Regions from separate parts of the Homo sapiens genome. Here region 2 is linked to region 1. Evidence: chromatin loops called from intact Hi-C (ENCODE). Cell type or tissue: IMR-90. All regions are shown on one strand.

The links. Peaks named below come from ENCODE experiments on the same cell type or tissue, not always from the same donor. Only the 100,000 strongest peaks of a DNase experiment are listed, where the experiment ranks them.
Region 2: it touches region 1 in a loop (2.6-fold over the local background); 1 of 110 quality-filtered maps calls a loop at or near these places.

Annotation. Positions count from the first base shown.
Region 1 is chr2:692,292-696,291 of GRCh38, forward strand. No RefSeq gene overlaps it. Among named protein-coding and RNA genes, the nearest start is that of TMEM18, 17 kb to the left of the region's middle. In IMR-90, no CTCF peak of the experiment used is centred here; a DNase peak (open chromatin) is centred at 2,070.
Region 2 is chr2:1,049,401-1,053,400 of GRCh38, forward strand. The region is part of intron 1 of SNTG2 (syntrophin gamma 2); the gene reads left to right. Among named protein-coding and RNA genes, the nearest start is that of SNTG2-AS1, 100 kb to the left of the region's middle. In IMR-90, a CTCF peak has its summit at 1,883; DNase peaks (open chromatin) are centred at 481 and 3,701; H3K27ac peaks cover 313 bases.

The DNA of each region.
Region 1 (4,000 bases):
TGGTCACCTGGGCCCCCTATTAGCCCCTTTGTTCTGTGGGCCCTGAAGTGCTTAGAACTGCACAGTGGCTGGGGACCATCTCAATCTCTAGCCCCCGGAACCATTTCTGTGCCTGGTGGGAGCATTTCTCCCTGGTGTCGTCTTGCTGAGGGTAATTTATATTGGCTGTGGAAACAGAGAAAGACCGGGGTCTCAGTGGCGTCATGCCTTTTCTGGCTCATGACACATCCAGTCTGGGTCTGCCTGGCCTCCCGAGGTTCTCACGGCTGTCTCTATAGGAGGAAGAGGGCTGGGAGATGGTACAGAAAGTGGAAAGGGCCTGGCCTAACACTGTCTACACCACTTCTGCCCACGTTCCATGGTTCAGAACCTCCCCACACAGCCCCTGTGCCATGACCCTCCTGACACCACGGCCTCTGGGGCCTGCGGCACCGGCTGGCGGGAAAATACCACCCGGAGTCACAGGTGTGCAATATTGCCCTCTCAACTACCGAGGCTGGTAGTGTGAGCCAAGTGCAGCCTGCCAGGCCGGGTGGGCGAAAAGAGCTCAGCAGGCCAGAGCAAAACTCAGGCAAAGGCCCCACCAGCCACAGAGGTTTCCAGCCAGAAAAACGACACCCCCGCAATCCCATAACAGTATCTGAGAAGATTCAGCTGGACACCTACACACTGTGCCCTGTAGGCAGTGGCTCCTCCCACCTCCCACACTTACCCCAGGCAGCGGCTCCTCCAGCCTCCCACACTTACCAGGAGCCCAGCAAGCTCTTCCTTAGGCTGAAGCCATCCTGACTCAAATCTGCAAGAGACTCGGGTATCTTGAGGGTGCTAAATCAAGTTTAGCCTAAAGCTGCCTCCTTACATATTTTAAGTTCGGCCTAAAGGTTTTTCTGCACATCATGAACCATAACAAGGAGAGGTGTAAGTAGACCGTAGCCTACACTTGTGCCAGTCACTGAGTTTCGGCCAATCAAACATAGCCAACTGTTCAAACTGTGTTCAAATAAGGCAAATGCTGAGCCATAACCAATCCAATGTCCCTTCAATGTCCATAAATCTTCTTCCAACCAAATGGTTGTGCTGGAGCCTCTGAACCTACTCTGACTCAGAAGGCAGACTGATTCGCAATTCATTCATTGCTCAAAGACTTTTAAATTTAATTTGGCTGAAGTTTTTATTTTATCAAGGGTTACCCCACAGCAAGAGCCCCTACAGAAGCCCGCACGTCATGCTTGCCATCCGCCTTCCTTCTCTCTCAACAAAGAAGGAGACCAGGATTTGGAATAGTGGAACCCAATTTTTTAAAAGTCGACAACTCCTGGAAGCCACTGTAGCGACTCGGAATCAACATTCTCAGGTAAGAAGCTCCGAGATTTAAGAGCGTGCTCTGCCCCCGTGATTTCTTGTGGAGGACTCCATCCCAGCACATCTGTATATATCCCATAATAATAGCTGACTTGTCCTGCATCTCACTTTCATTATGAGAAAAATCATAGTTACAGAGTCACATATTTTTAACCACATCAGGAGATGACCTCATCAGTAAATAGAAAGGGGTTATACGTAAGAAATGGGAATTTGTATGTGAGATTGGGTGCATGAAGATCACTGACTTTATGACAAAGGAAAGTCTGGAATTAGGTATTTACAGGGTTCTTTCTTTTATTATGAAATTACACTTCTTTGTCGAAGTTTGCTTTCAAGGGCTTGGTCCTGGCTGTAGAAAACACATTAAAAAGACACAAAACTTGCTCCCTTTATTTTCCGTCCAAATGCCTTCTTGGTCTTTGAATTAGACCTAACAAAATTGTAATGATTTCATTAATGAAAGGATAGAAATAAACCAGAAAGCCTGGGTTTATTTCTATCCTGCTCCTAGAGAAGATGATTATTCCATGTGTGTTTTGTTCTGGGCTTTTAAATGTACCATCTTATCAGGAGATTGCTAACATGACAAGTATTTTAAAAATAAACAAAACCATTTCATAAAATGTAACAGACCATAAACATACTCCACATTGTGTCTAATAGTTTGCTGTTTTAAAGCATGTGTGTTAAGGAATTACTGGTTTACTCCACTCTCTTCCATTGGCTGACAGAGAATATGCTGACTTTGTTTTTCTGTGCAAGATGTTTAACGTAGTGTGTAATAATACCGACCTCCACAAGAGAACCTAAACAAATAAACCTAAGGAAGTTAAAACTTCTCTCTCTTGATTTTGAAGTTCTCTTTCCCATATAACTTATAGAAGCATATTTTTATTTCCTTTACCTCTACAAATTTACAGTAAGCTCAATTTCATTATTTTAAGAGTTCAGGCCCTCTAATAATATCTCCTCCACACAACCACGCAGAGCATTTATTCAAAAGGCTGCATAAAGCTGTTTTGTGAAAGCTTTAGCTGACAAATATCCTGAAATCACCATCTTCCATTTCCTGCTGGAGGGCTATGCTTTTCTCCTGCAGTTCGGTGAGACATCCTTCTCTCTGCAGCCTCCTCCGTTTACTTTACAGGAGGGTCCAGGCTTCCTTTTCTTCAATAATCTATTATGCCTTACTTCATAGTGGTATTCAAATTGTTCATTCAATAGTAGTATTTTAAATTTTATTTTGCTTGTATATTTGCCTTTCACTAAAGAATATAAATGAAACAGACTTTTATATATCTATTTTAAATTTACTCTGGCATAGAAAAGAAAGTTAATTTAGAATTTCGGCAGGTCCTTAATGCCAGCTTTTCCCTCTTGCCAGGCTCACATTTCTAACGTAGTTCCCTTTTTTACCCGTTGGAAATCTATCACAAAAACACCCATGCTGTTTTTATAAAGACTTATTTTTCCTGGCTTTATTTCCTACCACAATCAGAAGAAACACGGAGACTCTAGCTGTCTAAAAACCTGGGTCCTCGTTAGAACTTTCTGTTGCCAAGGGCAGGCTTCTCTTAGTTGCTTGCTGAGCAGAAATGCCACCTTCCCACTGGGCTCCATGCCAGCTCTGGTGGCCTAGGAAGAAGGGGAGAGAAAGCTGCCAGGAACAGGCTACAAGATTCCTCCAAAGACCTTGATGTCCAGGTTAGGAAACCATGTGTTCCTATGACTTCCCATATAAACAGGATAAATGTTTGTTATCCATGTGGCTGGGGCTTGTGTTCCAGGAGTGAGATTCAAGTTGCTTAGCGCTTCCTAGAAAAGTGTTGGTCTGTTAGAAACAGGCATGAGAAGCCTGGTAATTACCAGCACTGCTGATCACACTGGAGGAAAGAAAAAACTATCTTCATCTTAAGTGGGATTTCCAAAGCAAGCATGAGGAGTTCCTTATTAGAGCCATAATAGCTTCAGAGATGATACATTTATTCCCAGGAAATGTATCAGACATGCATCTTCCACCTTCTGTACATTATAAACTTTGCAGAAAATAGCTAGTTGACTCAAATTGATGAAATGATCATTTTTTAATTTATTACACTGTGACAGCTGTACATATTTCTCATTTGCTTAAAGTTAATTTGATCCAGAAATTATTGATCAACATAAAGCTTATTTAGAAGATAATTTTATATGTTGATATTCCTTAATAAATATTTTCAAAACTCAACAAAGGTATTGGCACCTTACATTCTGCATACAAAATTACAGTATGCTTTACAAGTGAAAATAAAAATAGAATATTATGCCAGAAATAAAAAGACTTTTAAATTATTAATTTAACTATTGATACACCCCTACAAACTGAACTTTTAAACTTTAATGTACTGTCTAGATTTAAGTTGGTATCGTCTTACATGTTAAAAAATAATTGTGCTTATCAAACATTGATTATGAAACTACTTTCTCCTCAAACTTTTTTAAAATTTGGGAACATAATTTAATCTTGGTTTATCACATCCGTTGTTTCAAAAATCACATTAGTTTTAGAAAAAAGGGTACTATGAACCAGAGGGAATAAAACTGTAAAGAAAAAATTAAGAGAGAGGGTAGAGAGCCATAAACTGTTGTTCAAATC
Region 2 (4,000 bases), 360 kb after region 1:
GACTCGCACAATATGGAGCCTTTACAGACTGGCTCTTTCCCTTACTAACATGAATTTAAGCTTTCTTTGTGTCTTTATGTGGCTTGCCTTCTCCTTTTGTTTTAATGCTAAATCGTATTGTCTGGATAAATCACTGTTTCTTCATTCACCTTCATATTGGTTGATTCCAAGTTTTTGCAATTATGAATAAAGCTGCTATAAACATTTCTGTGCAGGCTTTTGTGTGGACATGTTTTCAGCTCCTTTGGGTAAATAGCAAAAAGCATGCCTGCTGGATGATATGGTGAAACTATGTTTAGTTTTGTGAGAGACTGCCACACTGTCTTCCAACATGGCTGTACCATTTTGCATTCTCACCAGCAATGAATGAGAGTTCCTGTTGCTCTACATCTTCACCGGCATTTGGTATTGTCAGTGTTTTGAATTCCAGCCCTTCTAATTGGTGTGTGCTAGAATCCCATTGCTGTTTTAACTGGCAGTTCTCCAGTGACATGTTATTGAATATCTTCCCATATGCTTATCTGCCATCTGTATGAATCATTTGATGAGAAATCTATTCAGATCTTTGCAGACTTTGAAATTTGATTGTGTTATTCTCTTTTTTTCAGTTGCCTACTTGGATCCTTGCCAGTGTTTCTCCTGGGTTGTTTTTTGTTTTTATTTTTACCGATTTAGGAGTTCTTTACATGTTATATGTATGAGTCTTTATCAAACATATGAGACACAAAGATCTGTCACTCTATGGGTTCCCTTTTACTCTCTTGGTAATATTCACTGAACAGAATTTTTTTCCTTTTAATGTAGACTTAGTTTATCAATTGCTAATTTACAATTACAACTTTTCCCCTTCTTTTCAATAAATCTTTACTCCAGAGTCATGAAATTAGTTTCATTTGTTTTCTTTTAAACACTTTATTGATTTACCTTTTAAATTTAGATCAAAATTCCAGCTAGAGTTTTTTCTTCTGTATGCTCTGAATTAGGGTTCAAAGTTTGTTTCCTTCCTATTTATTGTAGAGATTATTCTTTCCAAACTTCACTGCAATACCACATTTATCACAAATGTGGAGTTGCATATGTGGATTTTTTTTTTGACTTTGTATTCTCTGTACTCCATTGGGCTATTTTCCTTGAGCAAATTTTCTATTGATTGAATTGCTCTAAGTTTATAATAGTTCCTGATATCTGGCAATATGAATCTTAAACTTTGTTTTCTTCCAGGATTTCCTTGACTATAGTTGGCCCTTTGCATTTCCATTTAAAATTTAGAGCCCCTTTATGAATTTTTATGACTTATTCTAGGATTATTATTAAACAGCTTCCAATAACAATTATTGTTTTGAATATGTAGATTACTTAGGGGAGAAGTGACAACTTGAAAATAATTCATCAAATCCATAAACAAGATCTAGTCTGTAATTCATTTAGGTCTTCTTAAATTCCTCCCAATAATGTTTTGTAATTTTTATCACAGAAATTTTGCACATCTTTCATTAGATTTATTTCTAGATATGTTTAATGCTACTGTAAATTGCATGTTTTTATTTCAACTATTTTTTGTTGCTGATATGTTGAGACACTAAAAATATTGACATAATAAACTGATATTTTTATTAATTTCAAAGATTAATTGCTTATCTGTTTTCATATCACATGCGTAGATACTTTTGGATTATCTCCATGCTCAATAATATCATCTATGAAAAATGCTGGTTTTATTTTTTCAATGTTTACACATTTCCTTCCTCCCTCCCTCTCCCCCTTTCTTCCTCCCTCCCTCCTTCCTTTCCTCCCTTCCTCCCTTCCTCCCTTCCTTCCTGTTTGCTTTATGATTGTATTGGCTGGGAGCTGCAGTACCATGCCGTATTGAAGTGGTGCTGTTGAGCACCCTTTGCTCATTCCTTTTCTCAGGAATTTTCAAGCTTTACGCTGAGTATGACATGTGCTGTAAGTCTTTTGTAGACGTCTCTAACCAGTTATGGAAGCTCTCTTATTAAAAGGCTTTAGGTAACAACATTTGTCAACACTTTTTTGAGATTAATCAATGATCATATAAGTTCTTTGCTCATATGGTATGGTTGCCAGCCTGGAGGAAGGCACCTGGTATTCACTCCCCTGTGCAACCCATCTGATTTGTACTCGGGGCAGCTTCTGTTGTCATGGTGTATGGCATATCTGATGATCTGCCATTCCTGATACTGGGCTATAAAGTCTGCAGTTTCTGTGCTGGGGGCAAGCATTTTTCCTCCTGGATCATTCTTTCCAGTATATGCCATGTTGTGAACTATCATTGGAGAGGCCCACGTGGCAAAACACTAAAGCCTCCGGCAGCCACCACAGGAGCGATCTGGAAGCAGATCTGCTGGCCACACCTGAGCCTTCAAAGACGGCAGCACCCCCAGCAGCTGGGCTGCAGTCTCTGCAGGACCCGGAGCCAGAAGCACTCAGCTGGGCTCTCACAGAATCCTGACATTCAGAGGCTGTTGGTTGTTGGATATTTTATTACACAACATTAGAGAACTCTTCCATGTTATGAATTACGCTGATTTTCAAATGGTAAACTACCCTTACATTTTTTATTGTAGTTGCTTTAAAAGTATTTTGCTTTTTATATTTTTTGGATTAGATTTCATAATATTTTATTTAGGATTTTTTTTATTTATATTCATGGGGGTAATTGATAAGTAATTTTACTTTATTATAACCTTCTTGTTAGGTTCTGGTCTGCAGCTTAGGTTGGTTGTATAAATGAGTTTACTGGTAGTCATTGTTTTTCTATTCTGTGGAAAAGTTTGTATAGTATCCATGTTATTTATGAAATATTTAGAGGAATTCACTGGGCCCAGAGCTTACTTTGTGAAATAATTTTAATACTAAGTTCAACTTTTAAGTTACGTACAGGAATATTTATATTTTTATTTAATATTATATCTGTTTTAGCAAATTGCATGTTTTAAAGAGTTCATCCTTTGTACACAAATCACAAACTGTAAGGTAAAACATTCTTGCTATTTTCTTGTGTGCTTTTCATATCTGCGGGACTCATAGTGGCTTCCCCCTTTCCTCATCTGGCTGCTTCTGTGTGTTCTCTCCTTATTTCTCACTTCTTCCAGAGAACTGTTCTTTGGCTTTGTTCATTAGTTGATTTGTCTTCTGTTTCATGTATTTCTGCTCTTATTTCCTTTATTCTCTTTCCTTTTTCTTGCTTTGCTTTTGGAAACTGAAATCAGAGGTCTCTAAAGTGTTTTGAAAGCCACATGGTACCTTAGGATCACTGGCCATGTCGTCCTTTATAGACAATTCTGCCATCCTTTCGTGGAAGCAGGTGAAGGGCCGTGGCTGTGTTCCAATAAAACTTGATTTACAGACACAGGCGGTGGACCTGAATGCTGGGTGGCCTACCCTGGGATGAGGTCGCTGATTTTCACCTTTAGTTTCTGCATGCATTCCAGCTGTAAGTTATTCAGTTGCAGCTGCACTTCACAGGTTTTGAAAGTCGTAAGCTCACAATCTGTTCAAAACACGTTCCAGTTTCCACTGCGAGTCCCCTCCTGGATCTGTGGTGATTTGTGAGTATGTTGCTAAACTTTTCAGGAGCGGAGATTTTCTGTTATCTTTTTCTGGTAGTTTTCCATTGCCACATATGTGAAAATAACATACTCTGACTTCAGTCCTTTGAGATTTTTGAGGTTTTCTTTATGACCCTGCGTTTTGTCCACGTAGGAAGGAGGGTGTTCTGCTGTTGCTGAGCACAGTGTTCAACAGACATCAGTCAGCTTCCATTCCTTCACTGTGCTTTTCAGATCAGTGCAATGCTGATTTGTTCATGCTTCTAAAATGTAGGTAAGCAGGCTTATTTTTAATTCCTGAGTTTTTCATTATATGCTATGATTCTAGAAATGCATTAAAAGTTTTTTTTATTGAAGATGAAAGTTATTTTGGCAAAAATATCAATTTTACATTACTGAAAACTTTAATAACATATAATTTTGTTGTTTCT